4 separate regions of the Homo sapiens genome follow, and regions 1, 3 and 4 are each linked to region 2. Evidence: chromatin contacts called from ENCODE Hi-C or POLR2A ChIA-PET data. All regions are on one chromosome and are shown on one strand. The core of a region is the stretch at or near the end of the contact, and the rest is flanking DNA. Distances in the headings are between cores, read along the strand shown.

Region 1 (2,700 bases), core at 99-2,598, 760 kb after region 2:
CTGAGACACTCACCATTCACTCCCTCTCTTTCTTCGAATCTCTGCTCAGGTATCCCCTCTTTGGGCAAGGCCCTTCTGACCACCCAGAATTCCCTAACCTCCAACCCTGCTTTATTTTCCTCCATAGGAAAGGAATTTTGTCTTACTTAATTTAACCTTAGGGCAATATTGTCTTAGTCTAGAAATTCAGCTCATGGATACAAAAATCCTCTAGGAGCCGTAACTTCCTGTCAATCCTAAAATTTAATAAGGCAAATGTTTGGCTTCGAGCCATACTGGGAATAAGGTAAGGCCTTTTGAAAAAGCCACGATGCCCAGGTGAGGGTTGAATTGATCACTGAGAACCCTACAAATGCGCTCATGGCAAGGCTGGGAATACCCTACACTTACCCTCTCGGTCATTTACTTCAGAGTCTGCGGGGCATTCTAATCCGCGTTGTCATTTGCTTTGTGCCACATTCCTAAGAGGTAGGCAGGGCAGGTTTTATCATCCTCTGTTTACAGATGAAGATAATGAAGGTCACATAGCTCAAGTGAGCTACCCAGGGCCACAGACATACAAAGTGGTAGAACCAGAATTTAAATCTTGGTTGGTCTGACTCCAAGTGTAGTATTTGTTTCACTTTTTCTTTCTTTCTTTCTTTCTTTTTTTTTTTTAACTGTTTCTGCATTCTGGGTTCTGACCAGGTGACCTTGAATCATAAAGATTCAGGGCCTGTCTTGAGCTGCTCAATATGGAAGGCATCTTTTCTCTAAAGAGTGTGAGCTCCCTGCCAAGCAGCACAGGCGCTTAATAGGCTTTCAGAGCAGCAATTCTAGAACCTCCCTTGTGGCTTTCTGATCTCCCACAGCCCTTGTGTTTGATGGTCAGGAAAGGAGAATACCCTTGGATCGTCTTATCTCCAGACCACCCCGAGGCTGGCTGGACTTAAGGGGTGAGGAAAGACAAGATGGGTGAGCAGCTGCTTTCGGCTGAAAACCAGAAAGAAATCCCAGTGTTTTTGCTTTATTTTGGTTTAAAAATCAAGTCGTATGACAATGGAAACATTTTCCTGGTTGTCCTCTCCTCTCTGCCCATGTTGACAGAAGACGGACTTGCTAATTCTGGCTGGGGTTTTTCCCTGCCTGGGCTGTTTTTCTCTTTTATCTTCATCAATTGAAGAGGGCTGCTGTGTCTTTCAAACTGTCGGAAGGTATCTGTATTTTTTTTTCTTTCACATAATTCTGTAGGTCTTTTCCCAGATATGTATTTTTCTCTCTAACTTCTAACTCGCTGAAGTTTCCGCCCATGTGACTTCCAGCGTGAGTTACCAGAAACCACAAGAGAGAGAGAGAGCGTGCAAGCCCCAAAGCGAGCGACATGTCCCTTTGGGGAGCAGTCCCTCTGCACCCCAGAGTGAGGAGGACGCAGGGGTCAGAGGTGGCTACAGGGCAGGCAGAGGAGGCACCTGTAGGGGGTGGTGGGCTGGTGGCCCAGGAGAAGTCAGGAAGGGAGCCCAGCTGGTGACAAGAGAGCCCAGAGGTGCCTGGGGCTGAGTGTGAGAGCCCGGAAGATTTCAGCCATGCCTCACAGCTCCGACAGCAGTGACTCCAGCTTCAGCCGCTCTCCTCCCCCTGGCAAACAGGTAGAGTCCTCCTTTTTCTCTCTCCTACCTTCTGATTCTCCTGGGGGATGGAAAGAGAGCCAGGCTTCCTTGTCCTGCCCAGGGAGCTGAGGATGGAGGAAGTGGCTCGTTGCACGGGCACTCTGTTAGACTTAGGACATGGAATTTGCTACTAAGCTGTGCATATTGGCAGAGATCCTCATCCTTCCACCCATTCTGCCAAAGCCCCTTTTTCTCTCCATTTTCCAAGGCTGCCTATCACCTCTGCCTCACTGGGGTTGCCACCCTAAAAAGCTTTCTAGGAAGCAAAGAGGAGGATGAACATCAAAGAATGCAGAGAAAAGAGTCTACTGTTCTCCAAGGCTGTAGAAAAGTGAGAGGAGTTTTCAAGTGGGCCGCTGGCATGCACAGCTCAAATCCTAGATATGCAGTTTCCCAGGAGACAGCCAATAGGGAAGGGGAGAAAAGGGGTTAGGGAAAAGTTAAAAAAAAAAAAAAAGAAGAAGAAGAAGAGGAAGAAGGAGGAGGAGGAGGAGAAACCCAGGCTAGCATAGAAGGATCTCTCTACTGGGGCACTGCCTCTGTTGCTAGCACAGCCAGCAAGGGGAGATGCTAGAGGTCCAGCCAATATCTCTTTGCTTGTGGCTTCTGGATAGGAGCAAGGAAATGAATGAGGAGGTGGCTCTGGAAATTTGTTGGAAGACATTTGCTGGTAGTTCATCTTAGCTCTGGGGAAACCAGAGAGACTGAGATAGGGATTGTGGGAGCATTTGGAGTCTAGATTGTGACTTCCAAGTCCAAAGGTTTTAGCTTGAGGATTACCAAAAAAGGAGTGCCCTGCCCATCTCACAGCTTCTAGGGTTTTGTTCTGCACCACACTCTTGACATCCCTTGCTGTAGGAAGCCCTCCTCTTTCTCATCCGACATGTATCCGTGGGTTAAAATTTTCTCAACCTTCATAGTTTAAAAACTTCATTCTTTCCTTAGCACAGATATCCACAAGGGTTTTCAAAATGCTGCAGCCAAAATAAAAGTATATAAATATTGAACAGGGCGTATATCCTAAGCCTCTAATAACGGAGCAGCAGGCTGGGAT
Region 2 (2,700 bases), core at 159-2,658:
GTAGCTGAGATTACAGGTGAGCACCACCACGCCTGGATACTTTTTGTATTTTTAGTAGGCATGGGGTTTCACCATGTTGACCAGGCTGGTCTTGATCTCCTGACCTGGTGATCTGCCTGCCTCAGCCTCCCAAAAGTGTTGGGATTACAGGAGTGAGCCCCCGCGCCCTGCCTCTGCGTTTCTTTTCTGTCTATGAAATTATCCCGATTGTTCTGCTCATTGGAACACTGTTTCTGCTTTATAGAATGAGACGTTGCCCAATTCTAGAATAGCAGGTAAAAGTTAATTAAGATCTTTAAACTAAATTTGTTGTAATTTTGTCTTTTGACATGTAATTTTCTGTATATTCGTTATACTTCAATAAAAAGTTAAAAGAAACATAACTAAATTTCTATTTGAAAACAGAAGCTCTTCCTTTTGAAGGATGCCTTGCTGCTCCACTTTCCATTCACATTCACCTCCTGAGAGAGGTGAAGATCTGGGTTGCTAAGATGGAAGAAAGGTCAATTATTTGCATGTTACTCAAGTGATGCACTGACACAATATTCTCACAGTTCTCCCTCCCCCCGCCCCCCCCCACACACCCAAAAGAATTCAGTGTATTAGCTTTGCTTTTTAGTGATTCACTCAAGCTAAAGTAAGAGTTTATGTCTGGTATTACGTTGAGAGCTTTTGGAAGATTATCTTCCAGGTTGTCTTTAGACCATCTTTGTATCTGGTTTTTGCTCTCTTTGCTTTTGCTCTGAGATTCTGCAACACCGATTTATATGTGTTGAGACAGTCTAAAAAATTCCATTTCTCCCCTTCTACAATTCCTGCAGATGTTACTCACTATATGTCTGCAGGAATTGGTGTAATCTTACACTCTGCCTTGAAAACACCTTTCCATTCTTCACAGCTTTGTTCCCAGTTGAATTTCTGGGGAGAATTGAGTTAGGTCTATTCATTTAATTTGGGAGAAACTGACATCTTTACAATTTTTCCTCTTTTCACCCAGGATCATGGTAAGCCTCTCCATTATTTGAAGTCTAATTTCATCCTACTTGGATATGCTTCTTTATGACTCTGTAGCTTTCTACATATAAGTCCTACATCTTTCTTGTTAGAGTTTTTCCTAGTTGCTTTATGTTTTTTTGTTGTTGTTGCGATTGTTGCTATTGTGAATGGAACCTTTTTTTTTTTTCATTCAAAAATGAACCCGTGGAGCGATAGGATCTCTACCACCTCTTTCGGCTGTGAGACTCTATGGTTTTTCAGTTCTATGAGAACATTCTACTGGAGCCTACATTATCTGAACCCAAAGGAAGATGGCAACCACGAGTCGCCAAGTAAAGGACCGCTCTATCTCGCCTTTGTTCTCCTCTCGGTGGTTACTGCGCAGACGTAGTCGCCCAAGTCGCGTCCCCGCCTTCCCGGTCGCGGGCCCAGCTCGGGAGCGCCGGCGCACTGGCGCGCTCCGTTTACACGCTCCGGGGCCTGTAGGCGCCGCGAGTTCCGGCTGTCGCCGTCGCCGCCGCGGCTCCTGGAGGTCGGTTGCGACGAGTAACGGCGCCAGGACGAGCCCTGCGCCTTCTTTTTCGATATGTACCCGAATTGGGGCCGGTATGGCGGGAGCAGCCACTATCCGCCGCCACCGGTCCCACCGCCGCCGCCAGTGGCGCTTCCTGAGGCCTCGCCGGGGCCCGGGTACTCGAGCTCGACGACTCCCGCGGCCCCCTCCTCCTCGGGCTTCATGAGCTTCCGCGAACAGCACTTGGCGCAGCTCCAGCAGCTGCAGCAGATGCACCAGAAGCAAATGCAGTGCGTGCTTCAGCCCCACCACCTTCCTCCGCCCCCTCTGCCGCCCCCGCCAGTGATGCCGGGGGGCGGCTACGGAGACTGGCAGCCGCCACCGCCACCGATGCCCCCGCCACCCGGGCCGGCCCTCAGCTATCAGAAGCAGCAGCAGTACAAACACCAGATGCTCCACCACCAACGAGACGGGCCTCCTGGTTTGGTTCCAATGGAGCTGGAATCCCCCCCTGAATCTCCCCCTGTGCCGCCTGGGTCCTATATGCCCCCATCTCAGTCTTACATGCCCCCACCTCAGCCGCCACCCTCTTACTACCCCCCGACCTCATCTCAGCCCTACCTGCCTCCTGCTCAGCCGTCCCCTTCGCAGTCCCCACCTTCCCAATCCTACCTGGCGCCCACCCCTTCTTACTCATCCTCCTCCTCTTCCTCGCAATCCTATTTGAGCCATTCCCAGTCCTACTTGCCCTCTTCTCAGGCATCTCCTTCCCGCCCCTCCCAGGGCCATTCTAAATCCCAACTACTAGCTCCACCACCACCGTCCGCCCCCCCTGGAAATAAGACAACTGTCCAGCAAGAGCCTTTGGAGAGTGGGGCCAAAAACAAGAGTACTGAACAGCAGCAAGCCGCCCCTGAGCCAGATCCCTCTACGATGACTCCACAGGTAAGAAAGCATCTGCCTGAACCTCATCTTTCACCTAGAGGGCCCTGAATGAGCAGGCCTCAGGGCTTTAACCAGTGGTTAGTCTAATTCCAACACACAATGACTAGCTAACACTCCAAAGGATTCCGTAAGAGTCAGAGGGCTGACAGCTCAGCTTTTTAATTAGCTAGATGTGAATTACCAAAAAAACAGCGTTTGTAGATGTGTATGGATTACATACAGTGGTGGGGTGGCTCAAAAGTTAC
Region 3 (2,760 bases), core at 143-2,642, 910 kb before region 2:
TACAAGGAGTTCACAGACCCTAGAATCAAGAGAGCTAAAACTAATTAATACACATACATATATTTAAAATTTTTGAGACAAGGTATCAGTCTGTCACCCAGGCTGGAGTGCAGTGGTGTGATCAAGGCTCGCTGCAGCCTACTGAGCAGCTGAGAGACTACCAGCAAGCACCACCACACCTAGCTAATTTCATTTTATTTTTTATTTTTTGAAGAAATGCGGTTTCACCACGTTGCCCAGGCTGGTCTCGAACTCCTGACTCAAGCAATCCACCTGCCTCTGCCTCCCAAAGGTCTGAGATTACAGGCGTGAGCCACTGCGTCCAGCCCCAAAACTAATTTAATATTGCAGGGCTTCTTTTCTATTTTGAAAGTGTTTCTTTTAAATCAAGTTCTAGATTACCTTTATTTTATACTACTACTTTTTGTCTATTTGAGCATTTTATTTTTCATCATTTGGTTTAAGTCATTACAAAAGGCATTGAAGGTCTGTCTACCTGTCCATGACAGATAAAAGAGATTAGCTCCTGTCTGAAAATGTTTGCAAAGTAGTGTAATTCTCCTAGTCCTTCCTGAAGCTTTCCCAAAGAAGCAAAAATATTCAGACATAAAGCTACCAGGAACTCCAACCTGTTTGATCACTATTCCCTTGCTCACCAACCTAGTCATCTTTCAGCTACTCCATGCATGACTTGTGCTGAGCTATTAGCTCCCACATGAATACAAGCAATTCTTATACCTGCCTAATTCAGATGATCTTTCTTAGGGTTTGAAGTCCCTGGGGATCCGAAGCTGTCCTAGGTATACACTTCTCTCAACCCAGTCCAGCACAAAAGGAGACGACTAACGATGAATGAAATTGAGAAATCAGCCCACACTGGTAATCTTGGAGGAATTTGGTATTCTTCGTGAAATAAAAGAGGCGCAAAGGGGCCCTGGATTAGGGTCCGGAGAGAGGGGTTTTATCCCAGCACTGCCCCTAACCAGCTGAAAGGTAGGTGGTCCAATCACATCAGCTCTCCGAGACTCAGTTTCCCCATCTATAAAACAAGGAGTAGGCTTGACGGTCCCTGTCTCACTATAATTTCCCAATCGAGGTTCAGGGAGAAATCCACAAAACTAATAAAACTTCTTCACGGACTGCTAAATGTGAACTCACTGGTCAAGGCTGCAAGATTTGCTCTTTGGGTCAAGGCAGTAGGGGCGGCCACAAGGAACCAATCTCAGTTAAGTTATTAATGCACTTTGCCCAGACTAGTAACTCTCCCCTGACGTTCCGCATTTCCCTTGCTTCTCCCGGAAACGTGGGGCGCCCAGGAATCCTAAACTTCCAATCCCTAAGCTTCCAAACCCCGCCCCTGGGAGGGGAGGGGGCGCGGAGCCGGGCCTAGTCGCGCGCCTGCGTACTGCGGTCAGAGGGCCGAGGCCTGGGGGCGAGCTGGGGTCGTGCAGTACAGCCTCTTTCCGGCAAATCACGCGAGATTTCGTTCACCCGGGCTCCACAGGGTCAGTGACGCGCGAGCGGCTCCCGCGACTGTGGCTCCCGAAGCTGCTTCGGGCCCCAGCGGTGAGGAAGAAGACTCTCAACCAGGGTGACTTCTAGGCGTCCTCCCGGAGCTACCGGGGACACTGGCGTTATTGCCCGCAACACTGAGATAGGGAATGCTCGAGAAACAGAAGCAGGTTTTGGGGTTTTTTTTGAATTACTGGGGGAAAGCAACCTGAGGTTTTGACGTAATTGTGTTTGAGGTGCCTCTGAAACTTTCATTTAACACAGATTTGTTGAGCACGTACCATGCGCCGGGCATAGGGGATTGGACTCACATTTTTTTGTGTGTGTGACGGAGTCTCGCTCTGTCTGTCGCCCAGGTTGGAGTGCAGTGGCGCGATCTCGGCTCACTGCAGCCTCCATCTCTCGGGTTCAAGCGATTCTCCTGCCTCAGCCTCCCGAGTAGCTGGGATTACTACTGCGCCCGGATAATTTTTTGTATTTTTGGTAGAGACGAGATTTCACCGTGTTAGCCAGGATGGTCTTGATCTCCTGACCTCGTGATCTGCCTGCCTCGGCCTCTCAGAGTGCTGGGATTACAGGCGTGAGCCATCGCGCCCGGCCTGGATTCACATCATTGAACAAAGCAGACGAGTCCTTATCCTCTTAGCGCTGACGAGCTGGGCAGTTAGTTTGAAATTCTGGGCTAGAGACGCAAATTATTATTAATTTCCATATAAAGTGGTTGGTAGGAGGAGCCACAGGGCTCAGGGAGGTCACTGAGAAAGGGAAGAGCAAGATAGGAATCTCCACATGCAAGACTTCGGGAGGGGAAGGGGGAGACCAGAAAACCGGAAGGGGAGGAGAAGACTGGCAGAGAGATCCAGAAAGACACGTGGTTTGTTTGTTTGTTTTTTGAGACAAAGTCTCGCTCTGTTGCCCAGGCTGGAGTGTCCTGGCTGGATCTCGGCTCACTGCAGCCTCAGTCTCCTGGGTTCAGGCAGTTCTCCAGCTTCAGCCTCCTGTGTAGCTGGGACTATAGGCGCCCACCACCACGCTTAATTTTTGTATTTTTAGTAGAGCGGGGTTTTCCCATGTTGGCCAGACTGGTCTCGAATTCCTGGCCTCAAGTGAGCCTCCCACCTCAGCCTCCCAAAGTGCTGGAATTACAGGTGTGAGCCACGGCTCTGGGCCCAGAAAGATACGTTTTATAACAAGGCGTGGTCAACAGGGTTGCTAGTGGCAGAATAATCGCACGAAATAAGGGTATTA
Region 4 (2,700 bases), core at 165-2,664, 690 kb after region 2:
CGGAAGGGATGGGAAATAGCAGGAGACTGGAAAGGCAAGGTCAGAGGATGGGCAGGTGCAGGGGAGTGGGTCCAGGGCATGGAAAATTCAGGAAAGAGGGATGATGCACAGTCAGGCAGAGCCTCCCAGGAGGATGGACCAAGCAGTGTCCTCTGGGCTGGTCTGTGAAGACCCAATCCCTGTCTTGAAGAGCAAGCCATTTCCTTCTCTGGGACTCAGTTTCCTCATCTAAAATCTAGGGATTAGCCTTGGTGCTTCCAAGAGCCCCTGGCACTAAGCGTCTGTAAAAGCAGAAACTTCTTTTTTCTTTTTTTCGAGACAGAGTCTTGCTCTGTTGCCCAGGCCGGAGTGCAGTGGCACAATCATGGCTTACTGCAGTCTCAACATCCTGGGCTCAAGCAATCCTCCAGCCTCAGCCTCCTGAGTGGCTGGGACTACTGGTGTACACCACTGTGCCCAGCTAAGAAACTTCTTATAAGAAATTAGGGGGCACCCTTCCTACATCCCTCAATCAGGCCCACGCTGCCCTTGAAGGCTGGATGAATGAAAACCCAGAGAAGTCAGAGCTGGAAAGGACTTTGCGGAGATTTTAGTCCAGCCCACCGTGTGGAAGGTAGCCTGATGGAATGGAGTCAATCCCTGTCTTTTCCCAGCTTGGCAGCCTCGGGCAGACACTCCACCTCGCTGAGCCTCAGTTTTCTCACTTGTAAAATAAGGCCCCTGAGACCCACCTTGCAGATGTGTTTGAAGGTCAGTGAGAAATGGGAGCTACTTGTGCTTATTAAAGATGAGCCCCAGGACCGGAGAGGTGACCTGATTGACTCGAGGTCACAGAGCAGGGCACTGTGGTGACCAGAGCCCAGGCTTCTGAGGACAAGCCCACTAGGGTCAGCTGACTGCCAGAGGTCATAAATCAGCAGCCGTGGGCCAGTGCAGCCCACAGATGTGTTTTGTTTGGCTCATGCGGTGTTCCTTTCAAAATGGAATTTGTTGCTGACATTCAAAAGTGGGAGATTTTACTTCAAAAATTTATATTTTCTTGAAAACTTGGAAGAATTAGCAGCACTGAGCCTGCATCCCACTGGGGCTAGTGTCCCCTCCCATGGCAGGAGGGGTGGCCACCGCCCCATCCAGCCCTCCCCCCTCACTAATGGTGAGTTACTTGCTTGACCCCTGAGGTGATGTGAGTCTGCAACCCCAGCCTTAGACTGACCATTTGTCTTGAATTTTCTCCTAAAGCCCTGCCCGCTGTTCACTGAAACAGCTCAATATTTCACAGCTGAGGCCCAGACCTTGGCCACTGAGTAAGAAGGCCTGGCAAGAGATGACGGGAGAGACAGGAGGGCAGAGAGTTTCCAACAGCTCAGCCCCATGGGGGATGCTGGGAGGGCCTGGCCCCTGCAGGCTGCCGGGGGTCAGCAAGGGAGTTGGCTGAGGGCCCCTGGGGTTTCCTCATTCCTCCCTCCTGGAGTGGGAGGAGGCTATGGGCCTAGCCGGCTGGGCAGGCTGAGATCTTGTCCCTGAATTGCCCTACTTTGTTGATGGGGGGTGGGGGAGTGGGGAGGGACTGCAGCCCCTGGCTTAGTGCAGCCCTGTTTATGTAGGGGAATGTCTGGTATGTTTGGTATTTGGGTGTTTACTTCCCAGGGTGCTCATGGGTCCCTGGTGTTGAAATGTGGCTCCTCCATGCAGGGGGGGCCCTGGTGGGCCTGGCTGGCTGTGTGAGGCCTGAGGCTAGATTTGGAGGCTGCGGGGCTGTTACTCCAGGCCTGCTCACTGACAACTCAGCACGCCCTGAACTCCCCAGCCTGCTCCTCCCTCTCCGCAGTACTCCTTTCTGTGCCGCATTCTGCCCGGAGGCAGGCCAGTGTGCCGCTGCTGCAATAGCACCACCTCCGCCTTGCCTGCGAAGGAAGGCAGGGAAGCTGGCATCACGGAACTCTTCCTGTGCTCCCGGCTCTGGGCTGGAACTCAGTCCTCATTACTACCATGTGCGGCAGGGCTCAGTACCTTCCTGTACAAGTGAGGAATGGAGGCTCAGAGAGGCCAAGTAACTTGCCCAGGAGCACACAGCTGGTCTACAGCAGAGCTTCTGGAGGAACTCAGGTCTTAAAGACCACCCCCCAACCCCACCAACCAAAGCTCACACTGTCAACTCTGATGCCACAAGTCTCAGATTAGCCTGGTTCTGTCTGCCCAGGCAACAATTCTTAGTATGAGACAGAACCCTCAGACTTGGGCTACTCTGGTTAGTGCTGGGGGTTTTGGTTTTTCTTTTGTGTCCATTTTTGCTTATCACTTCCTTTATTTCTTTGTCCATGTGAGAGTTTCTGTATTTTCAGCGCCTTGGGTTGAGAATGTAATTTCTCTTTCTCATTCTGTCTCTCTGTGGGTCCTGCAAGCTATGTTTTTGAAAACGCTTATGAAAAGTCAGAATTCAAAATCACATCTGGGCTGCTGTTTGTCACAGTGGAAATGCCGCGCCACCTGCAGACGGGGCCTGAGAAACACGGAAATGGGTGAGGGTTAGGCCCGAGAGGAGCTGGTGACGTCCCCTCCTTTAAACCATGGAGCTTGAATGTTACACCTTCATGTAAATTGTGCAATAACGTTTTTTAAAACATGTTAAAAACTTCTAACTCTAAAGGCAGTGATCATGATCAGACCACCCACCCCTTGAAGAGCAGGACGTGCTCAGGC

Evidence for each region. Hi-C counts contacts between places; a loop is a spot of excess contacts on that map. ChIA-PET counts read pairs that join two places held with the same protein, here RNA polymerase II (POLR2A). Pooled maps may share reads with other maps.
Region 1: a loop to region 2 is called in a pooled map, with 15 times the contacts of the local background. The contact joins the promoter of BATF here to the promoter of YLPM1 in region 2. A Hi-C loop is called at or near these places in 1 of 37 single-sample maps with no recorded cell type and 9 of 50 pooled maps. POLR2A ChIA-PET finds 5 or more read pairs at or near these places in 2 of 52 experiments (GM10248 and T-cell).
Region 3: a loop to region 2 is called in a pooled map, with 5 times the contacts of the local background. The contact joins the promoter of PTGR2 here to the promoter of YLPM1 in region 2. A Hi-C loop is called at or near these places in 1 of 50 pooled maps. POLR2A ChIA-PET finds 5 or more read pairs at or near these places in 2 of 52 experiments (CD4-positive, alpha-beta T cell and activated CD4-positive, alpha-beta T cell).
Region 4: a pooled map shows a loop between it and region 2 (4-fold over the local background). The contact joins the enhancer-like site here to the promoter of YLPM1 in region 2. A Hi-C loop is called at or near these places in 1 of 50 pooled maps. POLR2A ChIA-PET finds 5 or more read pairs at or near these places in 4 of 52 experiments (OCI-LY7, PC-9, activated CD4-positive, alpha-beta T cell and 1 more).

Annotation. Positions count from the first base shown.
Region 1 is chr14:75,521,121-75,523,820 of GRCh38, forward strand. It overlaps BATF (basic leucine zipper ATF-like transcription factor), which reads left to right and starts at 1,349. Exons shown (of 3, transcript NM_006399.5): 1 at 1,349-1,625. The coding sequence starts at 1,563. RefSeq lists an enhancer at 1,317-1,646.
Region 2 is chr14:74,761,908-74,764,607 of GRCh38, forward strand. It overlaps YLPM1 (YLP motif containing 1), which reads left to right and starts at 1,409. Exons shown (of 21, transcript NM_019589.3): 1 at 1,409-2,455. The coding sequence starts at 1,583. RefSeq lists an enhancer at 1,117-1,456.
Region 3 is chr14:73,850,439-73,853,198 of GRCh38, forward strand. PTGR2 (prostaglandin reductase 2) reads left to right here and starts at 1,393. Exons shown (of 10, transcript NM_001146154.2): 1 at 1,393-1,505. RefSeq lists a silencer at 1,127-1,529 and an enhancer at 1,139-1,188.
Region 4 is chr14:75,451,622-75,454,321 of GRCh38, forward strand. The region is part of intron 2 of JDP2 (Jun dimerization protein 2); the gene reads left to right. Among named protein-coding and RNA genes, the nearest start is that of JDP2, 25 kb to the left of the region's middle. RefSeq lists enhancers at 376-890, 891-1,406, 1,407-1,920. Within about 2 kb of position 1,415, at least 29 of the 41 ENCODE cell types and tissues checked have a DNase peak (open chromatin) inside an H3K27ac peak, as active enhancers do; they include OCI-LY7 and PC-9, where a contact is called at or near this core.